4 separate regions of the Homo sapiens genome follow, and all the other regions are linked to region 1. The links are chromatin contacts, found by Hi-C or POLR2A ChIA-PET in ENCODE. All regions are on one chromosome and are shown on one strand. Each heading gives the region's core, a stretch centred on a gene start or an enhancer-like site at or near the end of the contact. The rest is flanking DNA. Distances are from core to core; before and after follow the strand shown. Region 1 overlaps TMEM154 (transmembrane protein 154). Region 2 overlaps TMEM131L (transmembrane 131 like). Region 3 has its middle 27 kb from the start of TMEM131L. Region 4 holds the start of MND1 (meiotic nuclear divisions 1).

The links. Hi-C counts contacts between places; a loop is a spot of excess contacts on that map. ChIA-PET counts read pairs that join two places held with the same protein, here RNA polymerase II (POLR2A). Pooled maps may share reads with other maps.
Region 2: a loop to region 1 is called in a map with no recorded cell type, with 3 times the contacts of the local background. The contact joins two enhancer-like sites. A Hi-C loop is called at or near these places in 5 of 37 single-sample maps with no recorded cell type and 2 of 50 pooled maps.
Region 3: a loop to region 1 is called in a map of OCI-LY7, with 6 times the contacts of the local background. The contact joins two enhancer-like sites. A Hi-C loop is called at or near these places in 1 of 168 maps with a recorded cell type or tissue (OCI-LY7) and 2 of 50 pooled maps. POLR2A ChIA-PET finds 5 or more read pairs at or near these places in 1 of 52 experiments (OCI-LY7).
Region 4: a loop to region 1 is called in a pooled map, with 2.6 times the contacts of the local background. The contact joins the promoter of MND1 here to the enhancer-like site in region 1. A Hi-C loop is called at or near these places in 2 of 50 pooled maps. POLR2A ChIA-PET finds 5 or more read pairs at or near these places in 2 of 52 experiments (OCI-LY7 and WTC11).

Annotation. Positions count from the first base shown.
Region 1 is chr4:152,658,790-152,666,530 of GRCh38, reverse strand. The region is part of intron 1 of TMEM154 (transmembrane protein 154); the gene reads left to right. Among named protein-coding and RNA genes, the nearest start is that of TMEM154, 17 kb to the left of the region's middle. RefSeq lists a silencer at 543-602 and enhancers at 2,698-2,777, 2,868-2,937, 5,559-5,608. Within about 2 kb of position 2,695, at least 4 of the 41 ENCODE cell types and tissues checked have a DNase peak (open chromatin) inside an H3K27ac peak, as active enhancers do; they include OCI-LY7, where a contact is called at or near this core.
Region 2 is chr4:153,483,686-153,491,426 of GRCh38, reverse strand. The region is part of intron 3 of TMEM131L (transmembrane 131 like); the gene reads right to left. Among named protein-coding and RNA genes, the nearest start is that of TMEM131L, 21 kb to the right of the region's middle. RefSeq lists enhancers at 2,625-2,834, 2,985-3,154, 3,335-3,404, 3,505-3,624, 3,775-3,824 and 2 more. Within about 2 kb of position 3,251, at least 28 of the 41 ENCODE cell types and tissues checked have a DNase peak (open chromatin) inside an H3K27ac peak, as active enhancers do.
Region 3 is chr4:153,435,837-153,443,577 of GRCh38, reverse strand. No RefSeq gene overlaps it. Among named protein-coding and RNA genes, the nearest start is that of TMEM131L, 27 kb to the left of the region's middle. Within about 2 kb of position 4,002, at least 7 of the 41 ENCODE cell types and tissues checked have a DNase peak (open chromatin) inside an H3K27ac peak, as active enhancers do; they include OCI-LY7, where a contact is called at or near this core.
Region 4 is chr4:153,340,253-153,347,993 of GRCh38, reverse strand. MND1 (meiotic nuclear divisions 1) reads right to left here and starts at 3,306. Exons shown (of 8, transcript NM_032117.4): 1 at 3,254-3,306. The coding sequence starts at 3,256. RefSeq lists enhancers at 2,198-2,317, 2,398-2,457 and silencers at 2,938-3,097, 3,228-3,537.

The DNA of each region.
Region 1 (7,741 bases), core at 1,446-3,945:
AGACCAGCCTGGGTAACAAAGTGAGACTCCCTGTCTCTACAAAATTTAATTTTGTTCCCAAAGGCTTCTGTGGAGGGTTGTCTAATCACATTTAAAACTAATGACTGTCTTCACGAACAATGGCAAATTAAAATAAAGTCCACTCAGTTATTATTTAACTCAGTCATTCTCAACCTAACATACATACTTACTAGAGTTATTTGGGGAGCTTTTAAGAAATACTGTTACCCAGGCCACGCCCCCAGATAGTCTCAAATAACTAATTTGGTTAGGGCTTGAAAACTTCCCAGGTGACGCTGATGCACAGCAAATGTGGAGAACAACAACAGGTGTGACTGATAATTAGCCACAACTAAATGAGATTGTTTGAGCAACTTCAACCAGTATGCCCTGCAGACCAGCAGCATCAGCACAACCTGATTACTTGTTGAAAATGCAAATTCTGGTAGGACTTGGTGGCTCATGCCTGTAATCCTGGCACTTTGGGAGGCTGAAGCAGGATCGCTTGAGCCCAGTAGTTGGAGACCAGCCTGGGTAACAAAGTGAGACTCCCTGTTTCTACAGAAAATGCAAAAATTAGTCAGGCGTGGTGGCGCACGTCTGTAGTCCCACCTACTTGGTGGGCTGAGGTGGGAGGTTTGCTTGAGCCCAGGAGTGCAAGGCTGCAGTGAGCCATGTTCATACCACTGCACTCCAGGCTGGGCAACCAAGTGAGACCCTGTCTCAAAAAAAAAAAAAAAAAGCAAATTCTTGGGCCCCCTCCCAGACCTATTACATCAGAAACTGTAAGACTACGCCCAACAATCTGTGTTTTAAGAAGGGCTGTAGGTGTTTCCAATACACACTAAGGTTTGAGGACCGCTGTCTTAAAGCACCAATTAAAGCTATTGCTGATAGCTCTTCTATTAGCCATAACATTTTCTGGATATGCAGGGTTTAAACCCTGGCATGCATCTCTCTAATTCAGGCTTATTCAGGAAGGTGTGATTGTCACAGCCCTCTCTCATATCCTAGCTAGACTCTTCCAGGTTCTTGAGACTTCAGTGATGATTTTTAAGCTATTGTATTCTGGTGATAGAGTTGGCAGCTGCTAGGCAAGCCTTTGGCATCCAACTCCTTGACCTCTAATTTTTCTCAAATTCACCGAGGACCATAGAGAACAAGACAGGGAATGATCTGGTGTGGCTCAGGGGAGGCCAGAAGTGGGCAGGGTCTAGAGAAGTGAGACACAACTTCAGCTGCGTCCTGGAGCCACAAGGAGAACTGTAAAAATTATTGAGACCTGGGTTCTACCCCTAAATATTTAGATTGATCGATATTTAGAACAGGGTCTTGCTCGATTACCCAGGCTAGAGTGCACTGGTGTGATCATAGCTCATTCAGCCTTGGACTGGACTCAAGTGATCCTCCTGCTTCGTTCTCCCTAGAAGCTGCACCCTCAGGTATTTTGATGTAACTGAGTTTGGGGTATGGTGTGGGCATCAGGTTATTGAAAGATGCCTCAGTGATTCTATGGGCAGACTAGGCTGAGAACCACTGGAAGACTTCCTGGTTTGTTTTTCTCTCCTTCTTCTAATGCTAATCAGGCTCTTCATTATATACAGGAGAATGAAAAGGAGTCAGGCTTTTGGGTGTGATTTCTTGATCATCCTGAAATTCAAACATGTCAGTTACTCCACAACGCAGGGAAGAGTTTGAGGGCTTGACATCTGACATGTTTTCTTTCATTTTACCATCTTAACTATAAAATTGTTTAAATAATTTGCACATGGAGTTCACATAATTGACAAATGAAAGAATGGGGCATCTGACTGTGGTCCAACATACTTCATGACATCCTGAGTTTAGTAGCATTCTCTTGTCATTGTTTTATTTCACATTGTATTACTAATGTGACAGTCTTTCAGTAAGTTTATAATACTTTCTTCTTCTAACTTTAAAAGCTAGAGCTTGGTTGCAGTTTTATAACATATTTTTGTGTTTATTAATTAAGCTTTAAAAAAATTTTACTTTAAATTCCAGTGTGCAGGTTTGTTACATAGGTATATGTGTGCCATGGCGGTTTGCTACACCTATCAACCCATCATATAGGTTTTAAGCCCTGCATGTATTAGGTATTTGTCCTAATGCTCTCCCTCCCCTTGTACCCCCCCGCCACGACAGGCCCCAGTGTGTGTTGTTCCCCTCCCTGTGTCCATGTATTGTCATTGTTCAACTCCCACTTATGAGTGAGAACATGTGGTGTTTGGTTTTCTGTTCCTGTGTTAGTTTGCTGCGAATGATGGCTTCCAGTTTCATCCATGTCCTTGCAAAGGGCCTGATCTCATTCTTTTTTATGGTTGCATAGTATTCCACGGTGTATATGTACCACATTTTCTTTATCCAGTCTATCATTGATGGGCATTTGGGTTGGTTCCATGTCTTTGCTATTGTAAACAGTGCACGTATGTGTTGGTTGCACATTTGTTTCACTTTCAGAAAAAGAGAAGTTAGCTAGTTTGCTTCCTGGAGAAGCAGAGTCATTTCCATTTAGTGATAATGCCCTGAGCAGGGATAATGGGGACACTGTGCTGCCCAGCTGTTGGGGCTGCCAGGCGTTACCTCAAACATTTCTTCCCATTTACAAGGATTTCCCCATACATCCTCACCAGATGTGTGAAAGATGAATCCCAGATGTGTCTGCGTGAATATTGTCAATAAGTATTTGTAAGTGACTCTGTACACTGTGCAGTTTATTATCAAGTGATCTTAAGATTTTTGGATAAACAATAAAGTGAAGTATTGCAGCTTAGTTTCATCATTCACATGACTGACCACTTCCATTATCTCTTTAAAATGCTACATTATCTGACCAGAGAGAAAGAGAACTGGTGAAACGGAGAGAGACTTCCTGGGAGAGTTTGTGTTGCGGTCACTTGAGATGACTGTGACTTGGCCACCTAACAGCAGGGGCTTCTGCCAAATCTGCAGCTTATGAGGCTACCAGCCTCGGCCCTCACACCCAGTGATCTGGGAGTTTGGTCCCATGCAGGGCATGAAGCCACGCAAGACTGACCTTCACACACCTTTCTGCTTCTAACCTGTTGTGTTCCTTATTTCTTCTTTTCTATTCTTTTGCTTGTTAATGCCTCTCTCTTTGCCCTCTAACCCTGTGTCCTATTTCTGTCTTCTGTAGCTTTGCTAGTTTTACCTCTAGCCCCACCTCTTTTACCCTGAAATATGCCCAAATTTAGATAAGGAAGTAAAGTAGCAGTAAAATGAGGAAGTTATACCAGGCAGATTAACCTTCTGGGGAACAGCAGAGAAACAGGCAAGTACAGAGATGGGGGAAAGAGAACAGGTGATGGATGAAGAAAATAACAAAGACACAAATACCTGGCCCGTGTATGGTGCTTTATGGCTCCTAAAGCATTTTAACAGTTCTTATTTCATTTACTTTCATATGAACACTATGGGCTAGACAGAGCAGAAGGCCTACTTTTTTGGCTTTTAGGAAATGGAGAATTAGAGAGGGAGGGAATTCTTCCCAGGCCCCAAGGGTGCAGAGGGCAGCAGCCAGTCTCAAGCCTAGCTCTTCTGAATTCAAATCCTGTCTTCCTTCCACGATGCTATGGTTATGTCCTTGGAGTCCTGGAGCGCAGCACAGGGAAGTACCCCTGTGTGTTCTGGAGGGTTCACCTCCAGACTTATTTCCTGAAAGAGAGTTCTGCCTTCCTCCACAGTGGCTGGACTCCCAAAGTTGTAAAAGGTCACTTTCACCCAAGAAGCCCAGGATGCCGCCCGCAGGAAATCTCCATGGACGATTATGGGCCTTAGTCAGTGTTTCTTTAAACACAGTGGTTTTAGGGGGCCCCATGTCCACTGCATTAAGAGTGGCTGTTAACCCATAGGCCATGGGAGGGACACCTGTCATGTTTTGGGGGAAATCCCTTGAGCTGCCCTCCGCATCCATACTTTTGTGGCCTTTGGCACCTCCTCTGGTTTCCACCTTGTTGGTGTACACTTCTGATTTTCTTCCTAACTCTTACCTTGTCACCTTGGCAATCCACTCCTGGCTGCTGATCTGATTCTATGGCTCATCTTTGTTTGCCAGCTCACCTTTTGATGACATTTGATTCCTCCTTGCACAAACTCTTGGAGCTGATCCCCAGTGTTTTCAACTTTCCTCCCTTTGACATCCCAGACTCCCTGCACACCTGGTTCTTCCCTTAGTTTCTGTCAATTCTCATTATGTGGAAACTGGAGTACTAGGGTTGTCTTAGAGAATTTTTCTGATCAGACCACCAAGAGTAGTTTGATGCTGTCCCCTCTTACCCTGCACCTAACACCCTCTCATGCTCTCCCCATTTTTAGATACACTGTAGAACTTGCTTGCCTGTGTGCAAACTGAAGGATGAGCAGAGAGGTTTATTGCAGTATTGTTGGAAACACAACAGAACCTAAATCTCTGTCAATAGGAAAAGATTATAATACATTCAAACAATGGGGAAAAAAGCTCTCTATACAGTCATGGAATGATCTTCAAGATAAAATTTTAAGTGAAAAAAGCAAGGGGCAGAAAGTATATAAATTGTGCTACCATTTGTGTCAAAAAGAGAAAACAGGAAACAATACTTATACTTGTATATGCATAGAGTTTCTCTCAAAGGAGCAGAAACGGTGGTTACTTCTGGGCAAGGAAACTGAGTAACTTGGGGAAAGGGTGGTAGCGAAACTTCCTTTCTGAACTGAGTACCATGTGCAGATTACCTATTCAAAAACTACTTAAAAACAAGGTAGAACACTTTGGAATCAACAGAGATGTGGAAATAGATGGGACCTTGGGGATCACTCCTTAGTTGTACAGATTAGAGCATTAAGTCATCAAGAGAAAAGTAATTTGTCCAAATTCTATAAGTACAAAGTGGCAGAGCTATGACCAGACCCTCATCTGTTATTTGTCACCTATGCTTGAGGAAATGCACCTTCAAAACTCAGTAGAAATTAACAATATAAATGACAGGATTGCACCCCAGGGCAAGGGCAAGACATTCAAGATTCAGTTTCTTCATCTGTAAAATGTGGGCAATAAAGTTGTGAAGATCGAATTAGATAGCACATGTGTATCCTAGCAGCTAGCACATACTAAGCATTCAATACATCCCAGTTACTGTAATTTATTATTTTGAAGCTATCATAGAGTTGGGGGGAGAGAGAGAGAGAGAGAGAGAGAGAGAGAGAGAGAGAGAGAGAGAGAGAGAGAGAGAAAGAGAACAATCCCTTGATTCTCATTTATTTAAATAGCCACTAGAGAATCTGAGAGAGCAAATGATGCTTAATGCAGAAAACATATGTGAGGGCATGTGGGAGGGGGACATTGCAGAGAGAACTTTCAGCCTCTTTAACTCCACCGTTCCACCAAGGGCCACCTGTGAACAGCGTTGTCTCACGCTGAAAAGTAAATGTACACAGGCCAGGACCATCTGGTATGCTTCTTTCCGTTTCTCTTTTATTCCCGATTGTCTAGATGTCCCCATTATTCTTGTTAGCTTGTTTCCTTTCCTATTTTCTCTTTTCCCGGGGCCACGGGTCAAATGGTGACTAAGATGCAAAGTGTTCTTCTAGGGACTTCATTCACCTTCCTCAGAGAGGTGCTGAAAAGACCCTGTCCTTCTGGGCAGCTTTTCTGGCAACGCATCTGAGCTGAGGAGCCTTAGCAAGAGCCCCAGTAAAGCCGAGGTTTCTGGGAACCCTTTCCTCTGTCCTGCCTTGTGCCAGAAAGCCACCTCCTAGTATAGGCGGAGGAATGGGAGCAGGAGGTTCCCTCTCATTCACCACTTTATGGCCAAACTTTATGATTTGCAAGCATTGCATTCCTCCCTGAGGGAGGGAAAACACTGTGTGGGGTTATAAGCTCTGGTTCTGCCATCGGCCCCCTGGTTTCAAATCGTCACTCCTCCATGTGAGCTCTGTGATCTTGGGCAAGTTGTGTAACCTCTTTGCCCTAATGTCTATCTGAAAAAATGGTGAGGACAAAATGAGATAATCGATAATCCGGGTACAAGGCAGAGCATAGAGATTGGTTCTTAGTAAATTCTCAAAAAAAGATGCTGAAATAGTAACAGCGGCTACAGTATTCATAGAAGTAACCAAAAGAAGTAAAGTGAGGGGGGGGCGGGGTCTGGATACTCAAGGAAGATTCACTGACCTCTAGGTAAAAGGATTATTACCATCAGCCGCACCAACCACCAACCCCATTCCCCACCCCACACCCAACCTCATCATACCCATATGTACCAGTCTTCACTGGCCAAGGTTACCAGTGAAAACGCTATTTGATCTGGCTGCAGTAGTTCTCCAAGCAGAATCATTTTAATGAGGAGGTTTTCTGGAAGACAAATGTCCTTTACTAGTCCAGGGTGATACATGATATATCAAAGGCTTTAACATATATGTGAATACATTATTGACTTACCCAATTTTAAAGACTTATACAGTAGTCCCCCCTTATCCACAGTTTCGTTTTTCGTGGTTTCAGTTACCCGTGGTTTCAGTTACCCATGGTCAACCGTGGCCACAAATAGTACAGTACAATAAGATATTTTGAGAGCCAGAGAGAGATCACATGCACATACTTTTATTATAGTATATTGTTGTAATTGTTCTATTTTATTACTAGTTATTCATTGCTTACTGTGCCTAATTATAAATTAAACTTTATCATAGGTATGTTTAGAAAAAACACAGTGTATGTGGGGTTCAGTACTACCGATAATTTCAGGCATCTTCTAGGGCCTTGAAACATGTTCCGCTTGGATAATGGGGGACTACTGTAAATGTAGGACAAAGCCACTTAACTCAGAAGGCAGAGATCAGTAAGTGGTGGATTTTTATTGACACATAATATTTTACATACTTATAGGGCACATGTGATATTTTTTGTTGCATGGATAGAATCTATAATGATTAAGTCAGTGTATTTGGGGTATCCATCACTTTAAGTATTTATCATTTCTATGTGCTGAGGACATTTCAAGTCCTGTCTTCTAGCTACTTTGAAATATAAAATATATTATTGTTAACTACAGTCGTCCTACTCTACTATTGGACATTATAATTTATACTGTCTAACTGTATGTTTCTACCCATTAACCAACCTCTCTTCTTCCCCTACTCTTACCCACACACCCTTCCCAGCCTCTGATATTTATAATTATACTCTCTACCTTTGTAAGATCAACTTTTTTAGCTCCCACATATGAGCAAGAACATAAGATATTTGTCTTTCTGTGCCTGTCTTATTTTACTTAAAATAATGACCTCCAGCTTTATCTATGTTGCAGCATAAGACATGATTTCATTCTTTTTTATGACTGAATAGTATTCCATTGTGTATATATACCACATTTTATTTATCCATTCAACCATTGATAGATACGTCGGTTGATTTCATATCTTGGCTATTGTGAATAGTGCTGCAATGAACACGCGAGTGCAATTATTCCTTTGATATACTGATTTATTTTCCTTTGGATAAATACCCAGTAGTGAGATTGAGGATTGTATGGTAGTTCTCTTGTTAGTTTTTTGAGAAATTGCCCTACTGTTTTCCATAGTGGCTGTACTAATTTACATTCCCACCAACAGTGTGTAAGAGTTCCCTTATCTCTGCATTCTTGCCAGAGATGAGGCAAGAATGCTTTTTCCTTTTCAACAATAACCTTTTTTTTTTTTCTTTTGAGATGGAATCTTGCTCTGTCAC
Region 2 (7,741 bases), core at 2,002-4,501, 820 kb before region 1:
TCATATGACTGACACCTCTAATTACCGTCTACCTAATAAAAATCCCCAAAGCAAGTGTGTGGACAAAAAATGCCTCCAATCCATCTCAAAACACGGTTTTTCTCTTCTCTGTTTACCAGTTTCCTATTGCACTTACTTCCTACCTACTCTCTTCCCTTCTATTAGTCAATATTACAGGTGTTCAGCTCTCTAGGAACATGTCTTTCCTTCACCAGTTTCCCCTTTTATCCCCAATTCAAAAGTGGAAATAAAAAGAAAACGTAAGCAGTGTGCATTTACGTGACAGGCCTTAAACTCAGCAAGAGATCAGGTTACTTGATATCTGTGTGTCCATAAAGCCTATTCCACATGCCACAAATGTATTTCTGACTTCGACACGGACAATACCTATATGACACATCTCTGAACGGGGTCTTGTTTTTGTGGTGCTTTTCTTTGGGTTTTAGGCTTTCTTTTTTTTTTTTTTTTTTTTTGAGACAGAGTCTCACTCTATCGCCCAGGCTGGAGTGCAGTGGCGTGATCTCGGCTCACTGCAACCTCCACCTCCCGGGTTCACGCCATTCTCCTGCCTCAGCCTCCCAAGTAGCTGGGACTACAGGCCCATGTCACCAGACCTGGCTAATATTTTTATTTTTAGTAGAGATGGGGTTTCACCATGTTAGCCAAGATGGTCTCGATCTAATGATCTCATGATCCACCCGCCTCGGCCTCCCAAAGTGCTGGGATTACAGGCATGAGCCCCCACGCCCGGCCGCTCATTTTTTAAATCTAGAAGCTTTTGTTTCCAACAAGGAGCAACATAACTTTCATGAGCCCTTCCAGTACTCACAATAACTTTATGTTTACCCAAATAAACAACTAGGAATAACCTCCCTCTCCTAACTATATTACCTGAAAGTGGTGAATTAATGAAACCCCTTCCCAGCTCCCTAAACATACTTTCAAATTAAAATAAGGCCTGAATTTACAACCCAGGTTAAATGGATTAAAAGATTAAGGACTAGAGAGCAAGTGCCTTCTCCATCTCACTCTCACATTTCAACCTCAAATTACCCCAGCCCTCTAATGACTAGAGTAGTCACTGTAAAGGCGCCTAATTACCCACGAATTACACCAACTGTAACCAATTTCAGGATCACAGATCAGATTTTCCCAAAACATGAATCTGCTAATTAAGTTACCTGAAAGTCAAACTAACACGCAATTTGGATGTGACATTTATCCACCTGAAAGTAGACCTGTTAAGTATTTCAATTCACAGTAACAGCAGCTATTCCTTATGGACAGCACTATTACACACTTGGAAAACTGCAGCTGAAATACACGGACGCAGGAAGAGACTCATCTATGATTCAAGCATTTCCAGGAAATAACAAAAGGATTCTCCTGGCAAACCAACAGAATGGCCCACCAAGACCTGCTTCAGCCTGGGAATCAACTCGTATTCATTTGCTAAATTAAACTGATAATGAAACAAGTTTAAGATACTCACATACAGAGACACACCACAGCACACACAGCCTGGCACCAGTTACATTAGTCGCTTTTTTCTGAATTCTGACACAAGGAACGAGGTTTGATTTCATGGTTTTGCCTATTTGCTCATTATTAAATCTGCCCACTTATTTTCCGCAAGAAAAAAAAAAAATTGGGCCAGGCGCAGTGGCTCACACCTGTAATTTCAGCACTTTGGGAGGCCAAGGTGGGTGGACCATGAGGTCAGGAGTTTGAGACCAGCCTGACCAACATGGTGAAACCCCGTCTCTACTAAAAATACAAAAATTAGCCGGGCATGGTGGTACATGCCTGTAACCCCAGCTACTCAGGGGGCCGAGGCAGGAGAATCGCTTGAACCTGGAAGGCAGAGGTTGCAGTGAACTGAGATCGTACCACCGCACTCCAGCCTGAGTGAGAGAGTGAGACTCTGTCTCAAGAAAAAAATACTTCTCCCCAGTGCTCACAATCTTGTGAAAATAAAGAATTTTCCTTGGACGTGCTCCTACAGATACACAAAGAAATAATTCAGAAATAAAATCCATTCAACCAAAAGGCCAGGTTCAATGAGCTGGGAAGAAACTGCGTGGGTTTTGCAGCTGCGGCTGGAGCCCAGGAGTCCAAAGCTGCCGTAGACTGGTCTGTGCAGCTCTCAGGAAGGAAGCTTCACAGTGGATCGCTTCACACATCACCAGCCCAATACCAAAAAGGCGTTTCTCAGGAGCCCTGGTGTTGGGGGAGGGCAAGGAAAACAAGTGAGGGACATTCACAAGGGCTCACAGACGAGTCTCGCTGGGGACTATGTGTTATGGGTTAAACTGTGTCTCCACCAACCCCAACATGATATGTCAAAGTCCTAACCCCAGTACCTCAGAATGTGACCTGACTTGGAAACAGGGTTGGTGCAGATGCAATTAGTCCAGATGAGGCTGGACTGGAGTAGGGTGGGCCCCTGCTTCAATATAACTGGTGTCCTTATACGACAGCCACGTGAAAGCACGGAGACACCCAGGGAGAGCGCTGTGCGACAAGAGACTGGAGTGCCGCAGCTGCAAGCCAAGAAACCCCACAGGCTGCCGGCGAGCCCGCAGAAGCTAGGAAAAGGCGAGGGCGGACTCCCCGAGGGTTTCAGAGGCAGCGTGGCCCTGCCGGCTTGACAGAGGACTTCCAGCCACCGGACTGTGAGGAGAGAATACAATTCTGTTGTTCTAAAGCCGCGCAGTTTGTGGCACTTCGTTAGACAGCCCTGGGAAATTAATACACCACACTTGAACTTGAGTTGCTTCCTGTTGCCCTACTCCATCCAGCCCCCTCAGCTGGCAAATGCTCCCACTCCACCACAACAGAGCCGCAGGGAATCCCCGGGTTGCTGTGTGGCTGGGGAGGCCCTTCTCCCCTGTAAGTGGCACACAACAGGCTGGGCTATCCCAGGCCCAGGCCCTTGTCCCAATTTTGTTCCTTCTCTCCAAGTTCCCGGCTGCCTCCTCTGGGCCCTGCCCTCACCAGGGCCCGGTCCCCACTCCTCCCACAGGCAGCCCTGGCCCTCCAGCTGCAGGACGGGGTGTGGAAGTCCCCTTGGGGTGGGCAGTGCCCCGTGCTGCTTCCGCCCACCCCAGTTTCTCACAGAATTTTTAGAACACTTCTTTCAGTTTTGCCTTAAGTAATATCCTTCCTCATGCCCCAACAACCCCACTCACACTGGTGCACTCACGCACCCTCATTCTCTCTTACACACAACTCAGCCACAGGCCCACAGGGTCTCTCTCTCTCACACAAAACTCAGCCACAAACCCACAACGGTCTCGGTCTCTCTCTCACACACACACACGCACACAAAACTCAGCCACAGGCTCACCAGGGTCTCTCTCAACATGCACACATACACACACACACCCCTCAGTCATAGGCTCACAAGAGTCTCTCTTGTCTCTCATACATACACAAACACACACAACCAGCCACAGGCCCACAAAGGTCTCTCTCTTTGTCCCTGTCTGCTCTCTCGCACTCACAAACACACATCTCAGCCACAGGCCCACCAGAGTCTGTCTGTCTCTTTGTCTCTCTCACTCTCTCTCACACACATACACCTCAGCCACAGGCCCACAAGGGTCTCTCTCCTTGTCCCTGGCTCCTCTCTCTCGCACACTCCCACACACACACATACAGCTCAGCCACAGGCCCACGAGGGTGTCTCTCTCTCTCTCTCTCTCACACACACACACACACACACACACACGCCTGTGCAGCTCCACAGGGGCCTGGGCCAGGAGACAGATCTGAATACACATACCACCCTGTGCTGTGAGTGGCCACTCCCATCCAACAACTGAGACTTTCTGTTACTGGGCCAAGGTTTTCTGCCAAACTTACTTCCCTTATAATGAATGAATTCTCCCTCAGAAGGTTCCTCAGTCCTCCCCTGGAAGCTGACCTGCAATGGCCTAACCCACCTATTTACCAGGCATGCCAGGACATATGAGACCCTGATAGGTGGACACCAAAGCTCAGCCTGGAACCCCACCCCCATGTGCATCATTGCAGCAGAACTTCTTCGGACACACTCGATCCACCAGCTAACACTCCATACCCTATGAAGAGAATACGTACGGATTCTAGGTTTGATAAAATCCTGGGCCAGTGGTGGTAAGTCAGGCTGAAAAGCAACCATCTCCCAATTTCCACCCACTGTTTTACCTACAAGACTATTTCTACCTCTCATTATTTAATCCTCCACAAAAAGTATATTTTGTAACATGGTCCCTGAGCTGCCTCACCCTGGGCCAATGGTTTTCAAACTTGAGCGTGCATCAGAGCCACCTGGAGGGCTTGTTAAAACAGATCTCTGGGCTCCTCCCCTAGAGCTTCTGATTCACACCAGGTCTGGGGTGGGGTCTGAGAACCGGCCAGTCTAGCGAGTTCCCAAGCGATGCTGATTTAGGTCCCTGGACCAGGCTTCGAGAAACACTGCCCTAGACCGCTCATTTCTCGCTGAGCTCAGGTGGCCCAGCATAGCACTCAGCATAGCACACACTGCTGTCGGCCTTCCCACTGCCCATTCCCTTCCTCCCACTTAGGCAAAGCCGGGTTGTGCTCCCTATGACTAAACCCTGCAGGACAGAGCTGATCACGTGGTTCCACCACTCCACAGGCGTGGGTGGGTGAGTGGTTCAAGGTGAGTGCAGACCCACCTGTAAGATGTGAAGGGGAAGTCTGCTGGGGAGTACTTCTGAGAAAGTAGCCAGGGGTTCTTTTAACCTGCCTTTGGATGTTCAGGTGGGAGGCTGGGAGGCTGTGAAGCACACAGACCTCCTGCAAACGTGAGGGGAGCTGCACGGCACACAGAGTCCAACAGAACAGACAGGTCCGAAGAACCAGGCTCCCAGGTGCTGACACTAACCTGCTGAGTAAACCAACCCAGAACCACCCTGCCTCCAGGCTTCTTGTTAAGTGACATCATGCATTCTTTATTGTTTGAGCTGGTTGAGTCAGGGTTTTGTTACTTGCTGCTGAAAATAATCCCAAAGCAAAGCAAGCTGACAGGACAGCTCCTCTAAAGGCAACCTCTCAGCACACATTACAATGGCATGTGTTCCACAAACTAATCCCAATATTTCAGATTTAAATTTTCCACATTTCAAAAGCTATGTAGCTGAATATCTGTGGATAATCCACACTTAGAATTAGCATAAAACTAAAGAAGTTATCTAGCATACAGTAAAATATTACTGAAGGACCAACCCTGGGTCTATCTTACACGAGTCATGCTCTTTTTTTTTCAGGGATTTGCTAGGAACCATATAATACTAGGGCCTAAGAAAGTATTCAGTTGCTTCCATCCGTTAATCTCGGACTTAGTCTCCTTCGACAGACAGCTGTACATCTAATTGGGAAAGTGGCTTTCCACTCCAAAGCAGACAAGTATGCACTTACAGAGAGAGGACACCTAGGATCACGCACATGTTCTGTCACTTCATAGCTCTATAACCTTCAACAAATTGTTTTACCTTGATGAACCTGTCTCCTCATCTATAAAATGGGAATACTACCACATATCCACCTGGTTATGTAAGGAAGATACATGTGAAAGCACTTTGTAAACCATAAGGTTTACACAAGGGCAATTACTTAAATCCAATTTTTATGGATTAAGTGGATTAACATGACCTGATTTGAAGAAACAGGATTAATTACAATCCTAGAAGAATTACTCCACCAAAAATGCATACTACATACACCTGTCATAACTACCAATCGAACACTGTTTGGATTGTAATTCAAACAGAACCTTTACTGTAAATAATTTAGTGGCAGCAACATCCACAAGGTAGTTACAACCCTCAAAGTCAATGTTGTACAAGGCACAATATCAATATGAATTATTTACTATATACATTTTACATGGTTCACTTGGCAGGCCACACACTATGACTATGCTTTTACTGAGGCTATTCTCTGGGATCCACCTTCAAATGCAACAGTGGGTATCTGGGCACTTCACAGGGGGGCAAATCATCTTTCCTACAGAAGAAGTTCAGTTTTAATCCAACATGCATGTATCATTCGGAGCCATGTTTTCCAAATAAAATACCTGAACAAACTGGGTAAGAACAATAGGGACTGGACAATGTTTCTCAAACTGGGATGTGTACATGTATGTTAGAGAAGGCAACGCAATGAATTAAATATGGCCACCTTCCTGAAACATAAATTGTACTAGAAGATTTTTGGAACATAATAAAAACGAATCAACAGTGAGTAGTATTTAAATTCTCAACAAATGCTGATTTTTTTTTTTTTTTTTTTTTTTTAATGAGACAGAGTCTCGCTCTTTCGCCCAGGTCAGAGTACAGTGGTGTGATCTCGGCTCACTGCAAGCTCCACTTCCCGGGTTCATGCCATTCTCCTGCCTCAGCCTCCCAAGTAGCTGGGACTACAGGCGCCCGCCACCACGCCCAGCTAATTTTTTGTATTTTTAGTAGAGACGGGGTTTCACCATGTTAGCCAGGATGGTCTCGATCTCCTGACCTCGTGATCCGCCCGCCTCGGCCTCCCAAAGTGCTGGGATTACAGGCGTGAGCCACTGCACCTGGCCTGAATTTTTTTTTTTTTAATTTCCAAAGAATTTTCATGCTTACAGGAGACTTTAAAAACTACATCCCTATGGCCGGGCACGGTGGCTCACGCCTGTAATCTCAGCACTTTGGGAGGCCGAGGCGGGCGGATCACAAGGTCAGGAGATTGAGACCATCCTGAGTAACATGGTGAAACCCCGTCTCTACTGAAAATACAAAAAATTAGCTGGGCGTGGTGGCGGGCGCCTGTATTCCCAGCTACTCGGGAGGCTGAGGCAGGAGAATGGCATGAACCCGGGAGGCAGAGCTTGCAGTGAGCCAAGATCGTGCCACTGCACTCCAGCCTGGGTGGCAGAGCGAGACTCTGTCTCAAAAAAAAAATAAAAATAAAATAAAAATAATAAAAATAAAAACTACATCCCTACTACTTTGGGAGAAAACTTTGGGAGAAAACATTGAGAAAGACTACAATAAGCAAACAAGACTTTTTCTCATATCATTTATAAATTGGTTGCAAAGACAATGCTAAAACAATGGTTCCAAAAACATTAATTGGGCACCACACATCTGTAAAATACTGCCTAGACTACCACAGCAATTATTTGTAACATGATAACATTCTTTTGTTTAATTGATTGGGGGGAAAATTACTATTTACTTCAGGGTCATATTTCATATGTGGAAGACTCTAACAACAAACTAATACTCTGGTGACAATTCACTTAAAACAAGTAACAAGCTCCCAGGAGACCCCATTATCTTAATATTGGTGTTCCTAGACAGAGAAGACTGCCTTGGGAAATTTCTCCTTTGAGCCTGGAAACTCCAAGCTCTGCTACCTTCTTAAGCAATAAGAAGCTTAATATCATAACATATCCAGAACACCCTCACAGAATTAATACTGCTGCCGATGTTGGGATCCATCCAAAAAGTACTTTCATTTCTCACTGACCCACCGTGACAAGTGAAAGCAATCTGAAGCACAATGTCCACTGCATAAGAGAAGCCGAAATGTCAGCTTATACCTGACTCTCTAGCTAGAAGCCTTCCTAAAGAAATGTAAGTTTGGTTCTCAACGGCAAAACACCCAAGTCTCTTCTCTTTCTTACACAGCAATACCTTCATTCTTGCCTAAAACAAGCTTCTCATAGCCTTTTTTTATTTTTAGAGAT
Region 3 (7,741 bases), core at 2,753-5,252, 780 kb before region 1:
TTTCCCCTGGGCTTGACTGTTTCTCTTCTCTCTCCATGTGATCTCTCTGGGTTCCTCACCCAATCAAATGGTTCCAACTACGGCAGCCCAAACTGTATCTCTGGCCCCAACCTGTCCTCCAGGCTACCAGCTGCATATACAATGGCTCTCCCTGGAATGTGCAGGCTCCTCAAACTCAAAGTATTCAAAATTGAATTAATCATCTCTCCTTCCTTCCCCCTTCTTGCTTCTCTTCTTATATGCTCAAATGTTCAAATTCAAACTAAAAACTTGATGTAATCTTCAACTCCTTCTATTCTCTTAATCCTAAGAGTGCTACTCTGAATTTTCTCTCAAATGTCTGTCCCTCCACTCCCCACTCACAAAAGGACTGCCGACTGTTGCCTCTAACCTCCCTTCACTCCTATCTCTCTCAATGTTGCTGCCAGTAATCCCTCTAAAACAGATTTGACCTAATTAATTCTCTGCTTTAAAACTGTGAATGGGTTCCTGTTGCAGAATGAAGTCCAAATTCTTAGCAGAGCCTATAAGGCCCTTCACACTGATCCTTGGCCACACTTCTAGCATTCCTCTATTCCAATCCCTATCCCCCAGTCACTCCAAACCCCAGAAATGAATTAATTGTGTTCCTAACAACCACACTGGATTTCCCAACTCCGTGATTTTGCTATGGTGTTCTCTCTCCACATGTGCTACCTTATCCTTTCTTTCCTATGCATTTCTACTCATCTTTCAAGACAAAAGATGTCAACTCTTTCAAAAATAATTACAGCTGGGCACAGTGGCTCACTCCTATAGTCCCAGATACTTGGAAGGCTAAGGTGGGAGGATCACTTGAGCCCCCAAGAGTTCAAGGCCAGCCTGGGCAACATAGGGAAACCATGTCTCTAAAAATAAATACGTAAATAATAAATTTAAAAATAGTAATTATAGCAATGATTATGCTATACCAAGTAGTACATTAATCTACCCTAAACCTTGGAACAAGCAATCTCTGCCCTCAAGGAGCAGCAGAGTAGTAAAGCCAGATTTATAAAAAGATTTTATTTTATTTTATTTATTTTTTTTTTGAGACAGAGTCTCATTCTGTCACCCAGGCTGGACGGCAGTGGCGTGATCTCAGCTCACTGCAACATCCGCCCCCTGGGTTCAAGCAATACTCCTGCCTCAGCCTCTCTAGTAGCTGGGATTACAGGCATGTACTACCACACCCAGCTAATTTTTGTATGGCCAGGCTGGTCTTGAACTCCTGACCTCAGGTGACCCACCCACCTTGGCCTCCCAAAGTGTTGGGATTACAGGCGTGAGCCACTGCGCCCGGCAAAAAGATTTTATAACTACATGAGAACAAGATGGCAAGTGCTGTGAGGCTCAGTCCTTTCTATTTGGTGAAGCCTTCTGCAGCTTTCTCAAGTGGAGTGGATGACCTTCTTGTCTACATTTTCTCAAAGTAGACTTGGTTACTTGTCGCCTCTATTCCCTCAGGCAGAGTTGGTCACCCTCTCTTCTGTGCTCCCCTCAGGTAGACTTGATCACCCTTTTTCTATCTCACTTACTTTGTATCCCCAACCCCTAGTACATCCTAAGTGTTTGGTGCATGTTTCAGAACCAGGTAGCACTCCTCAGGATCACTAAGCTCAGAATCTACCTACTTTCCTCCACTGGACTCAGCCTAAATGGCAATGAGCACCAGGACCAGCAGCAGTAGAAATCACCTGGTAGAGTCCTCCTGGAACTCTAGACTAAACTTTACTGCTCTAGTAAACTTTGTTTTTTCTTTCTTTCTTTTTTTTTTTTTTTTTTTTTGAGACAGAGTCTTGCACTGTCTCCCACTCTGGAGTGCAGTGGCACAATCTCGGCTCATTGCAACCTCCACCTCCCAGGTTCAAGCAATTCTCCTGCCTCAGCCTCCTGAGCCAAGTAGCTGGAATTAACAGGCGCGTGCCACCACACCAGGCTAATTTTTTCTTTTTTTTGTATTTTTAGTAGAGACAGGGTTTCACCATGTTGGCCAGGCTGGTCTCGAACTCCTGACCTCAGGTGATTCACCCACTTTGGCCTCCCAAAGTGCTGGGATTATGGGAGTGAGCCACCGCACCCGGCCTGCTCTAGTAAACTTTCTAAAATGTTTGTATTATGCCTTTTCCCCTACTGATGTACAATGGCTTCCCACAGACTATAACAGGATAAAACTGGGATACCAAGTCACTGACAGCTCTATTTCCAGCCTGACAGTAGACAGAGAACATTGCCCACAATTGTCACAGAAGGGTCCTAATATATTTTATCAATTAGATTCATTTAGGCTAATGAAATTTAGAAAACATAGATGTTCCCTGGGAGAATGAAGCCTATCAGTCATTCAGACTTACAGTATTTTAATCAAGTAATTGGAGACACGTATTGATCACTAAGTACCTGATGAGTATGGCTTAAGTATGCATATAACAAGGCAATCGAACAGTTTCCCAACTCTGAGGAACTGAAAACTTTATTTGAAGTGTGTTTTTAAAAGGAATAGTTTTAGGACAAAGTGTAGTTTGGAGGAAGACATTTGGTTCTTCCTGATACGTTTGGCTGTATCAGTGTAAAGTGAGAGCCATGGGGCATCAGGGGGACAGGACGCTGAACAGTGAGGATGGCATCCATGAGGGGTGACAGGCATGCAAAGATGTGGGTAGGAGGGACAAAAGAGAATTCTTTTTTCTTGCTCCTTTTTTTTCTTGTTGAGGATTCGGATGATACACTTTTTTTTTTTTTTTTTTTTTTTAATGAGCCATTTGTAAATCATTTAGGGTTGTCACAGCCAGCACGATATGATCAAATTCAAACCTATTCAGGTTTTCATTTTCTTCCCCACCTGCGTTAGGTCAAAAATTACTCTCACTCTAACTTGCCGAACTTGCCCCTGCTTCCCCTTTTGGGTCACTCTGCTTACCAGGGGCTGTTATGTCTCTAAAACCTGTCCATCCCCCACTCTTTTTTTTTTTTGAGATGGAGTTTCACTTTTGTTGCCCAAACTGGAGTGCAGTGGCACGATCTCAGCTCACTGCAACCTCCACCTCCTGGGTTCAAGCGATTCTCCTGCCTCAGCCTCCTGAGTAGCTGGGACTACAGGAGCCCACCACCGCACCCAGTTAATTTTTTGTATTTTTAGTAGAGATGGGGTTTCATCATGTTGGCCAGGCTGGTCTTGAACTTCTGACCTCAGGTGATCCACCCGCCTCGGCCTCCCAAAGTGCTGGAATTACAGGCGTGAGCCACCGCACCTGGCCATCCCCCACTCATTTATTCAGTCAACAAATATTCATCAAGGACCAACGTTAAAGGAACCGTGTTGGGAGGGGCACGAGTGAGCACTAAGATGGTCTCGAGGCGCATCTTATTCTTGGGGTGCTTGGGTAACTTCTCCTCCATTTAGTCTCCATTGATAGTTTGGACGTTTTCTGAATAAGCAAATCAACTGCCTGACATGAGGTATGACAATGGCTCAGGGTATTTGAAATCAGGTCTGCTCTGGAAAACGTAGTTTAACATCTCCATTGTTTATCCTACTGTCATACTGTTTCAACTATAAGGAACTGAAGAAAGCAATGCTTTTCTTCATCTGGGCGGTTGCTTTTAAGGTGAGACCAGCCTGGGCACGGTGGCTAATGCCTGGAATCCCAGCACTTTGGGAGGCCGAGGCGGGAGGATTTCTTGAGCCCAAGAGTTCTAGATTAGCCTGGGCAATATAGTGAGACCTCATCTCTACAAAAAAAAAAAAAAAAAAAAAAAAATTAGCCAGGCATGGTGGCATGTGCCTGTAGTCTTAACTGCTCAGGAGGTTGAGGTGGGAGGATTTCTTGAGCCAGGTAGTGAGCCGAGATCATGCCACTGTACTGCAGCCTGGGCACTGGGTGGCAGAGCAAGACCCTGTCTCAAAAAAAAAAAAAAAAAAAAAGACCAGCCAGACCAAGTGGCAGGAAGCGGTGGGACTGACAGTGAGAAAATCGCAGTGGGGGAGTGGGTGACACTCAGCAGCCCCACTGGGACAGAGCTCCTGCTCACACCAGCGATTCTTCTCCAGAAACCTATTCTGGCAAACCCTTGGTGAGTTTTATTTTAAGCGGCGTTTACAGACACTACTACTAGACTTTTAAATTAACAGGATATAAATAACCTTGGGCAAGGTATCAGAGAAGAACCACTGTGAGAACTCCACGACTAAAGTGTGGGCAAAGGTATCTATTAATAGATAATGAAACTGAAATCACTTAGTCTGAGCGAGAGAAAGTTTAAGATCTACCTAAGAGGGATCTTTAGTGAATAAAAAGTCACAGACGAGCAATAAACCAGTAAGAAAGACATAGTCCTTCATCCACTCCACTTTAGAATCGCTTTTTTGAAAAAATAAAGGTGGAGTTTCACCATGTTGCCCAAGCTGATCTGGAATTCCTGGCCTCAAGGGATCTGACTGCCTTGGCCTCCCAAATTGCTGGGATTACAGGCGTGCACCACTGTTCCCGGCCTAGAATCCCGATTTTTAAAAAGAGGTAATAGAATTACTCCTAATTTTGTCAAAACAAAGTTGAGAAATGAAGGGTTCCTAAATACTATCTGCTGGATATGACTTATAGAGAAAGCAGGAAGGAACCTCTGCACTGAGAGTAGGAAGAGATTTTAAAATGCCCCTAAAATGTACTTAATGCCGCACAGCTATACACCTAAAAATGATCAAAGTGGTAAATTTAATTTTGTATATTATAACCACAGAAAAGTACCCATAAAAGAAAGTTAGAGCTAACACATTTCCAATTGCTAAATAATGTCAGTTTTAGAAAAATTAATATTTCATAGCACTCAAAATATATGAAGCCACATGCTTTTGTAAGACTGGTAATATCTTTCATTTTCCTGCAAAAGCAAAGGGCTCTTTAAAGGAGACATGGAAACTGTCATAAAACAGACTTGAAGTCAGATGCAGAATGATAGGCATAGAATGGATCATCAATACACCATCTTCTTGTAGAATTTTATTCAAGGTTTGGGAGCAGTAAACCAGCGAGTGTGGTTGGGCAGGACAGTGTATTTTTTTTTGAGATGGAGTTTTGCTCTTGTTGCCCAGGCTGGAGTGCAGTGGTGTGATCTTGGCTCACCACAACCTCTGCCTCCTGGGTTCAAGCAGTTCTCCTGCCTCAGCCTCCTGAGTAGCTGGGATTACAAGCATGCGCCACCATGCCTGGCTAATTTTGTATTTTTGGTAGTGATGGGATTTCTCCGTGTTGGTCAGGCTGGTCTCCAACTCCCGATCTCAGGTGATCTGCCCGCCTCAGCTTCCCAAAGTGCTGGGATTACAGGCGTGAGCCACTGCACCTGGCCAGGACAATGTTTTTTCACATCAGGCAAAAATGTCCATGAGATCTGAGTCTAGAAATATGAATCTCTGGGACTGTATTCTCCAATTTTTCTCTTTCAGATCTTCTTTTTTTTTTTTTTTTTTGAGACGGAGTCTCGCTCTGTCGCCCAGGCTGCAGTGCAGTGGCGCGATCTCGGCTCACTGCAAGCTCCGTCTCCCGTATTCACGCCGTTCTCCTGCCTCAGCCTCTCGAGTAGCTGGGACTACAGGCGCCCACCACCGCGCCCGGCTAATTTTTTTTTTTTTTTTTTTTTTTTTGTATTTTTAGTAGAGACGAGGTTTCACTGTGGTCTCGATCTTCTGACCTTGTGATCCGCCCGCCTCGGCCTCCCAAAGTGCTGGGATTACAGGCGTGAGCCACCGCGCCCGGCCGCAGATCCTCTTTCCTTCACTCCCAAACTTAGATCTTCCAGCTTTATTCATGAAGCAATCAGTGCGCAACTAACTTTTAAACTGCAGGGAGCTATACAGTTTCCTTTCCTTCAGCTATCTTGAAGAGGCAGAACACTTGCCCTCCTGGAATACAGAGGTCTTCACTGTTTCAATCTGCTGGAAAATAACTTTACATTAAAACAACTCACGATGAGTTGTGAGAAATGTGAAAGGATTGCCTCAAAAAAAAAAATCTAAAATCTTTTAAAAATTAAAAAGGAACTGGGTGTGGTAGCACACACCTATAATCTCAGTACTTTGGGAGGCCAAGGCAGGAAGGTTGTTTGAAGCCAGGAGTTCGAGACCAGCCTGGGCAGCAAAATGAGACCCTGTCACTACAAAAATAAAAAATAAATTAGCCAGGCATAGTGGCCCACACCTGTAGTCCCAGCTACTCAGGAAGCTGAGGTCGGAGGGATCCCTTGAGCCCAGGAGTTCAAGGATGCAGTGAGCTATGATCAAGCCACTGCATTCCAGCCTGGGCAACAGCAGAGCAAGATGCCATCTCAAAAAAAAAAAAAAAAAAAAAAATTAAAAGGCTTAAAAACTATAGTGTCTACTATTTCCCTTTTGTAATTTCTGAGTTATATCCATGGGAGACAGATCTGTGTATTGGCTGTAAGTATATGCTGATATTTTCTTAGGTTCCTGCTCTGGGCATTACTAGATGGGCCACTGTGTTATTGATAAATCTTGGTGATGCCTGGTTGCTGTGTTTAACAGAAATTTCATAGCTCAATGAGTTTTGGAAACTATTTTCAGGGCCAGCTGATCATTTAAAAACCAAGGTGAGACTGATCATGCAGCCTCCCCAGCTGCCATTACAGCAGGTGCCCTGCAGCAAAAGGACATTTTGTGGCCGAGCGCCATGGCCCAAGCCTGTATTCCCAGCACTTTGGGAGACTGAGGCAGAAGGATCACTTGAGGTCAGCAGTTCGAGACTAGCCTGGTCAATATCGTGAAACCCCATCTCTACCAAAAATACAAAAATTAGCCAGGTGTGGTGGCGGGCACCTGTAGTCGCAGCTACTCAGGAGGCTGAGGCAGGAGAATTGCTTGAACCCAGGAGGCGAAGGTTGCAGTGAACCAAGATTGCACCACTGCACTCCAGTCTGAGTGACAGAGTGGGACTCTGTCTCGAAAGAAGGAAAGAGAGAAAGAGAGAAAGAGAAAGAAGGAAGGGAGGGAGGGAGAAAATTTTGGTTTGGGGGAATAAGGTCAAAAGACGCCATTATGGCGAGGAGAATGTTATTTTAGTAAAAGTCACAGACTTTTGAGATTAAGGATAGAGCCGAGAGGAAGAAAGTTATTAATCTGTTTCTCTTTCTCTAAAGACCAGAACCCAGTTCAACACACACAATAAAAGTGTTCAAAATTTGGGTCCAGGAGAGGAATTCCTGTCTAAAGAATTCCATTTGAGAGGACTGCTTGAGTCCAGCAGACTGAGGTTGCAGTGAGCCAAGATCGCGCCACTGCACTCCAGCCTGGGCGACAGAGTTAGACTCTGTCTCAAAAATAAATAAATAAATAAATAAAACAAAACAAAATAAAATAAAATGTTAGGCAGGGACCTGGCTACAGTGACTGCGGGGCTGATGAGAAACTACTGAAGTTTTGGGGGAAGCAAAGCAGAATTTCATAAGAACAGTGTATGGAGAGGAGAAACCCTGTGGTGGCTGAGGAGGCCCCGAGGCCATGGATGTCAAATTGATATCTTCCAATGGTGATAACTTTATTGTAATGGTAAATTCCACTTGAAAGCACAGACGCATGCCTCCTCCTAGTTTTGTTACCGTGTATTCCAAACAGAAAACCATTGTGGGGGTAAAGGTTCGGAGAGGGGAGGGAAACGGGGATCAAAGGGATAGAGGATTTAGTTGAATGCTCAGTTTCATCCACTAACTGAGGGAA
Region 4 (7,741 bases), core at 2,057-4,556, 680 kb before region 1:
AAACCCTCCAGTGGCTCCCAGACATCCAGACGTTTCTGAGTACCCCAGTATGATATACAAGGCCCTTTATCACCTAACCCCAACCTACCTTTTATAGCCTCTTCCACCACACCCCACCTCAAACTTTGCCATTAACAGTATGGAGACCTAAGCAACTTGTAATACAAAAACTGCCTGTAATTATCTACTCGAAGAATGCTCTCATTTCCATCCTTAAAAAAAATGTTCCTCCACCTAGAACATCCTCACTTCTTGCCTAGTCAAAACTCCAAAACATCTCCCAAGGCTTAGTTTAGGCACTCTCCCTCCAGAACTTCCCTGAGTTCACAGGCTAAGCATGTATTCCCAGAACACACCTTCATCAAATCACTCACTACATTGAAAAGATGTTTACTTGTCCGTATCAGCACACTGAAAAACTTCTTCAGAACATGAACTGCCTTTGCCTTTCCAGGGCTTAGTGCCAAGTTAGACAAGGGAGACATAAAGCTCTTAATTTTAGGACCATGTATCTAAAGCCCCCAACTCTAAAATTTGAGGCTGCTCAGGCTCCTAAGCCCCCCAACACCTACCATACTCCCATAGATATAACAGGTGAATTAATCATAGTGAATTCAGTGACATCATGTATTGCCTGGCTTGAAGAGACAAATCAGAGAAATCTCAGTTAGGCAAACTCCAGGAACCCATACAGATCTGCTCACTAAACCTAGGGCTGAGAGCTAGGGTCCAGGACTGCTCTATTTGCCTCCCTTCATTCTCACCTCTGCAGTATCTGACAAATCAAGCATGAAATTCATAACAGTTAGAAGACTCCTTCAACATATTTTTCTAGTCCAATAGGTCCTAAACTGCCATACATTAGAATCACCTCAGGAGTTTTTAAAAAATACCGATGCCCAGGCTCATCTCTAATGAATGGAATCAAAATCTCTGGAATGGGACCTGGGCAACATATTTTTTAAATCCTCCAACTTATTTTAAAAATCCTCTCCAACATATTTTTTAATTGTGCCCCAGGGTTGAGAACCCTACTTTTGTCAGCCCAGAATCTGAAGGCCATGTCAAGGGCGCTGCGGGGCAATGGGAATCCCTTTAGAATTTCAGTGTGTCGCTGCACTAGCAGAAAGCAGATCCTGAAGTGTTAGGAAAGACTCCTAACATTTTGATATTCGAAACAGCTCCTTGCACTCCACAAGAATCTGCCCCCCAGAGGCAGGCAATGAGGAGAATCTAGCGTCCTGGGGTACCCAGTTTTAGGAAAGCTCTCAACACTCAGCTCAGCAGCTATGAAAGTTACTCAAGAAATGTGGATGAGCTGTATCATCCATTTACCTTGTTTTCAGGCTGATTTATTCATCAGTCTCTTTCATGACTAGAAATAATTTCTATTATTAACCACAGTAGGAGTATCATAGCCAGAATTAAAATAACTAATGTAAAAAGATGCCATATTAATACTCATATTTAGAAACTTCTCAAAAAAATCAATGAGGATTTATCTAATATTTAATTAAGACTAGGAAAAACCTGATAGTATAAGTTAGAGATGCATTCAAATTAGTAAGTCAGGAGACTCAAAACCTGACTCAAGGACTATGAAGCTTTCTGGAAGTATTTTAAACCACTTAAAAAATCATGTTATCTGAGGAACCTTCTCAGTTAGAAGTTATGGAATTCCTACAGCCAGCCCTACTAATCAATTACGATAAAATTATGAAGAATTATTAAGTAGACATCACTGCTGCTCTCAGAGTTCAGCACTGCACTTCTCCAATTTCAAAAATTGCCTGAACTCATTAACTATTTACTTAGGATGCCTAACCAAATGAAAACAGCTATTAATTCATAATCAATCAAAAGTTTACCTTTGACCAACACTAAATTTATTTCTCGATCACATATTAAAAAATAGGAAGTCCACATCTTATCAAAAGCTTTAATTTTTTAAAAGGATTCTCTATTATCGGAGGTAAGCTTCTAAAGAGTTAACACATTTAGTATTAGCAGGTGATTCATGTGTAGAGAGATAGATTAGGTAAAAGGACAACGCGCGTTTGAGCTGCACAGTTCTCCAAGTCAGTTATACGAGGCCAGCAACTCTGCAGAGAAAAATTGTAACACAGAAGGGCACTGCTAACAGATTTGTTTTAACTGTAGTCCTGTTTGGCTCCTTAGAGCACTTCACGCCCAGGTGGCTGGGTTGTTAGTTTAACCACAAAGAAGCCGTTATCATTTATAACTACATCTGGACAAATATCTTCAAATAAATACCATACAACTGGATCCTGGTGTCCCACCCTGCCCCCCTTAGCTCGGCAACATTTAACGGCCACGTAAGTAAATGAAGATATTAAAATCTTAGATCCATTTAACCAGATGTTGATTCTTCGCCAACTGAAGCAGAAAAAACGGCATGAAACTTTGAAGGTTTATGAAAATGATTTGATGAGCAGAAAGACGTTAAGCTCACAAAGCCGATCTTACCAGGACTTAACTGATCATGACCCACGAGGAAGCCTAATTCAGTGCAGAGCGTCCTTAAAAAAGCAACAGCGCCCTACACAACCAGCAGCACCCGGCACAAGAGCAGCGACTCCTGCCCTTTGGCAGAAACCGGGGCGTTTTCACAGAAATCGACTAATTGGCACACAGTGAAGATCCATTAGGTAACTCGAAACTGAGCAGTTCTGGAATGTGCTCTACATATTACAATACAGAAAACCACTCAATGGTGACAAACCAGGAGTGCGCTTTGGGATCAAGACGTTCGCTCCCCGCAGTCCCTCCCGCCCACTTGCGCTTTCTCTCCCCGTTCTTAATGGGGGGGGCTACACCACGCGGGGCCGAAGCTGGAGGCGTAGGGAGCCCAGGTTCTCAAGGGCCCCGTGGTCTTTTAGATAAATCCAGGTTGGTGAAGTTCTCGGGTCACGTTCGCGAACGCTTCCCGCGTTCTAACCTAACCCGCCCGAACGGGCCCTGGGGACAGACGCGGGGTGCAGCCGGCGGGGAGGCCGCGGATGCCCCCGCGCCTCGGGACTCCGGACAGGAGCGGCGGGGAACGCCGCAGAGTGCGGAGTGGCTGCGGCGGGGCCGGGCTGGGCCCCTACACGGTGAGGCCGAGAGCCGGGCGACCGCTCCCGCGGCCCGGAATGGCGGTCAACGCCAGGCCGGGATCCACATGCAGCCGAGGGGCGGCGAAGCCCACACACTAGGGAGGAAGAAGACGCGGGACCGTAGCCTCAGTCCTTACCATGGCGCGGGCGCAGGGGCTTCCGCTGGCCGGGCCCGCGCTTGGGGAGAGGGGCGGGACAGGCCAGGACGCGTTTGATTTTGGCGCCGACTACGCCGCGGGGGCGGAGCAGCGAGACGGTGGAGGTGGGGGAAAGAGGCCGGTCCTCGCCCGCGCGGCGCGCAGCGACCCCTAGCGACCCATCCGAGCCGCCGGCGGGGGAAGGGGCGCGGGCCTGGGGCCGGGGCTGTGGGGAGCGTGTCCGCGTCTCAGTGGACGGGTTGCAGAGCTGCCTCCGTCTCCTCGGTATTCTGTGAATGTGACCTTTTTTTTTTTTAAGGACATCTTGCCTTTGCTTTTACTGCGTTTTCTTGGCGCCGCAGAAATATGGCCTAAGTTTGGATGTAAAAAATAGAGGCGTTTAGGCTGTTGAGGAAGGAAACGCTGCCTCCATCCTTCCGGACTTGTCCTGTCTGGGGCGGACTGGATTCCTTTCTCGTCTTCTAATCTGACCCCTCATCTTCTCCCGAGCCGCTACCCACTGCTTTCCAGCTTTTCAAATCCTGTGTATGTCTGTTTGTTTTTCCCTTAGGTTTTAAAAAAGAAGGAAACAACGGAATGAATTTCAAATCAACATGGTCAAAAATACGCTACTTCATGGCTTGAGAATAGATCCAGATTCATAGCAAAAGCTCAGGCCCCTGAAAGTGCTGAAAAATTTTAACTCAGAATTCAATTATTTTGAAAATTATTCTATGGTGTTTTGAACCATTTTTAGGTGTAAGAAGTACGGTTGGGCGCTGTGGCTCACACCTGTAATCCCAGCAATTTGGGAGGCCGAGGCGGGCAAATCACTTGAGGTAGGGAGTTTGAGACCAGCCTGGCCAACATGGTGAAATCCCATCTCTAATAAAAATACAAAAATTAGCCAGGCGTGGTGGCGGACGCCTGTACAATCCCAGCTACTCGGGAGGCTGAGGCAGGAGAATCGCTTGGACCCAGGAGGCAGAGGTTGCAGTGAGCCAAGACCCCGCCACTGCACTCCAGCCTGGGCGACAGAGTGAGACTCTGTAACACACACACACGCACGCACACACACACACACACACACACACAGTGTAGTAAGTCTTGTAGATGCTATAAGAGTAGCATCTAAAGTTGGAATTTATGTCCCCTGTTGCTTCTGCTGGAGGCAGAGGAAGGGGTACATTGAATTGCAGAGTTCCATTAATTTGGTTTTTCCTGTAAGAGTTATACCATGTAACTGATGGTACATAAGGTAATTTTAAAATGATAAATGAGTACATTAAGTAACTACAGTAGTGGTATATACATTTGTGCTACTTGGGGAAAGCCTTGTCTTAATTGGCTCTCAGGCTTGTTGCAGGTGAGTGGTGACTATCTGAGGCCAGTGGCGCTGTGGCAGAAAAATTTACCAAGGCAGTTGTAAGTAAAGAAAGGCAGAATCATTAGAGAAAGCATGAAAATACGTTGCAAGGGAGCAATGGGCAGAATCAGCAGAAAAGGAGCTGACTGCAAGGAAACAAAGGCTTGCTGGGGATTTTATAGAATAGTGCTTATGCTGTATACGGAAGAGGGCTTTGTGCAGTACTGATGTTACAGTCCCAAGTTTTCCTCCGCCCCTGCCTCTAAAGCGACACAGTGCAAAAGCCTGCCCTGGGACAGTAACAAATTGACCCAAACAGGTCTTCTTTTGGGAAAAATGAGTGCTAAATGGATATAAAAAAGGGTCACTTAAGCTGCATCTGTATCCTAAGTGTCACTGAGAGCTGCTGTGACAGTTCTCTGAGGTTCCTGTTGTGCATTGCAGTCTTGATCAACCAGACCTGGGAATCACCGCCACCTAGGAAAGAAGACACATTCTACTGCCTCTGGTTCCTTTGCATTTTCAGTACAAATACCTTAAACTTCAGATAACCTTCTGATGCCCCTTCCTTGACATTCTGAAAAGCATGACCTATAGGAGCAGCTTATTTATTTATTTAGAGTTGGGGTTTCGCTCTTTTGCCCAGCCTGGAGTGAAGTGGCATGATTTTGGCTCACTGCAACCTCCAACCCCTAGGTTCAAGCGATTCTCTTGCCTCAGCCTCCTGAGTAGCTGGGATTATAGGCGCCCACCACCACCCCCGGCTAATCTTTGTATTTTTAGTAGAGATGGGGTTTTACCATGTTGGCCAGGCTGGTCTCGATCTCCCAGTCTCAGGCGACCCATCCGCCTTGGCCTCCTAAAGTGCTAGGATTACAGGCGTGAGCCACCGTGCCTGGCAGGAGGAGCTTATAAAGGAAATAGGAAAACAAAGTCAAGTCACTTGGAAGAGACTGAGGAAAAAGTCTGCAATGTAGGAAAAGAAGTAGGAGAATGCAAAACCAAGAGAGGAGAAAATTTTAAAAGAAAAACTTTAGACAAATGAGTTCCTCTCGGCAACGTGGCCAGAGAGGTTTTTTGTTGTTGTTGTTTTGTTTTTTTGAGACAGGGTTTCACTCTGTCACCCAGGCTGGAGTGCAGTGGCACAATCATGGTTCACTGCAATCTAGAACTCCAGGGCTCGAGGGATTCTCCTGCCTTGCCCTCCCAAGTAGTTGGGACTACAGATGTGCATAACTATGCCTGGCTAATTTTTTAAAAATTTTCCATAGAGATGGTGTCTCCCTATGTTGCCTAGGCTGGTCTAGAACGCCTGGATTCAAGCAATCTTCCTGCCTTAGCCTCCCAAAGTATTGGGATTACAGGTGTGAGTCATGCCTAGCCAACAGGAAGTTTTTATAGACAGAAAAGGGAAGTGAGTTACAGAAATAGCTTGACTGATTACAGCTCCTTGTTTGAATTATTTGGCCACTGTCGGCAGCCTGTGGGCTGAAGCTCAGCTACTTGTGATTGGCTGAGAATTGGGGGTTTGTTACACACCATGCTTGGTTTTCAGTTTGTGTACCACGTTAGGTTGCAGTTCCTTACAATTCCTTAGGTAGGAACTCAAAGTGTGGAGACAGCTTCAAGCCAATGGCCGCCTGCTTATTTAACAAAATTTTAAGGAAGAAATAGTAAACATTATCAACCTGTCAGTCACAACACAGCTTCTGAGTTAGAAATGACAATGCAATCATGTCATTTGGGTAGGGCGTCATTCTCAATGGGATGACATCAAAATGGGTTCCTGGGAGACAAAAAGATCTTAGATGGTTTGTGCTCCAGTGGTTTGTGGCTCTCAGTACATAAACAGATGTACAGTATATCTCTGGTATTAAAATTTCATGGGACTGGGGATGGCATTGTGAACAGGGAAAAAACATCTAAAAAGGTTCTTTATGGGAATGGTAATGAGAAAAAAGGTTGAGAAAGACTGATGTCTAGTGAATATATAATTTATCATCCGAACTGAGACACTTCTGAGAACAGAAGGGAATGCTATTCCTATTTATGCTAGGACACAGGCATAAAGAGGATTGTCCCCATCAGCTATGTGATAACATGGAACTTCCATTATACTTTATTAACCCTTCTCCATGGCTCTTTAATTTTCCCTGTTTTATAGTTATTCTTTTAATCTTTCCATCTGGAATGTAAACTCCTTAAGAACAGGCACAGTAACATACTCTTTATAACGGTGCCTCATCAGTAATTTCTTCTTGAGAAATTCTGTGGTCTTGCCATATCAGACTATTTGTTATTCCCTGAACAACTCATGTTCTGGTGCCCTCTTTTAGCACAAGCCTGGGGGGAGTCTGAGTTCCAGGGTGACTCCAGGTGCCTGTGGGTCTACACTCACCCAGCAAGTATCCCTATGGCCAAGAGAGTATAACATTAAGTAGCAAATAAAAAACACTGTGACTGGTGGAGACACCACAGAAGAAAGGAAAATGTCTTTTTCATACTTCTTGAACAAGGGGCCTTGCATTTTCATTTTGCACCAGGCTCTGTAATTATGTAGCTAGCTCTATATGTATTCAGTTATTTGTTTCATCCCAGTAAAATGAAAGTCTGTGAGAAGAGGAGCTTTTTTTGTTTACTGCTATTCCCTAGTGAGACTAGCATAGTACCTGAACATTCTACACTCAGTAAATATTTGCTAATGAATACAGCAGTTTATGGTACTGTAAGTATCTGGTCTGTTTCTCCAAGCAGGCTGTAAGCTCTGTGAGGGTACAGGCTTCAGTATTCATCCCGGTATCCCGTCCACCTAGCCAAAAGGCTGGTGGACCAAGGGTGCTTAGACGTTTGTTTGGTCAGTGACTTTAACAGTGAAAAACAGACAGAAGAGTGAGTAGAACATCAAATGTCCACTTGCCCTTCCAGTCTCCTTAGGCAAAACTGAACTCGTTCTCTCCTCTGGAAAGGGATGCATCTGGCTTCATGTGAAATGTGCTCCTGGAGGACAATCTCAGATATGCTGAACTATGCAAGTGGCTTATGGAGGGACCCACCCTCTCTCTGATTCTGAAAACCTCCAAGGAGCCCATGATGGTGGCCTGCTTGGGTAAAAGAAAAAACAA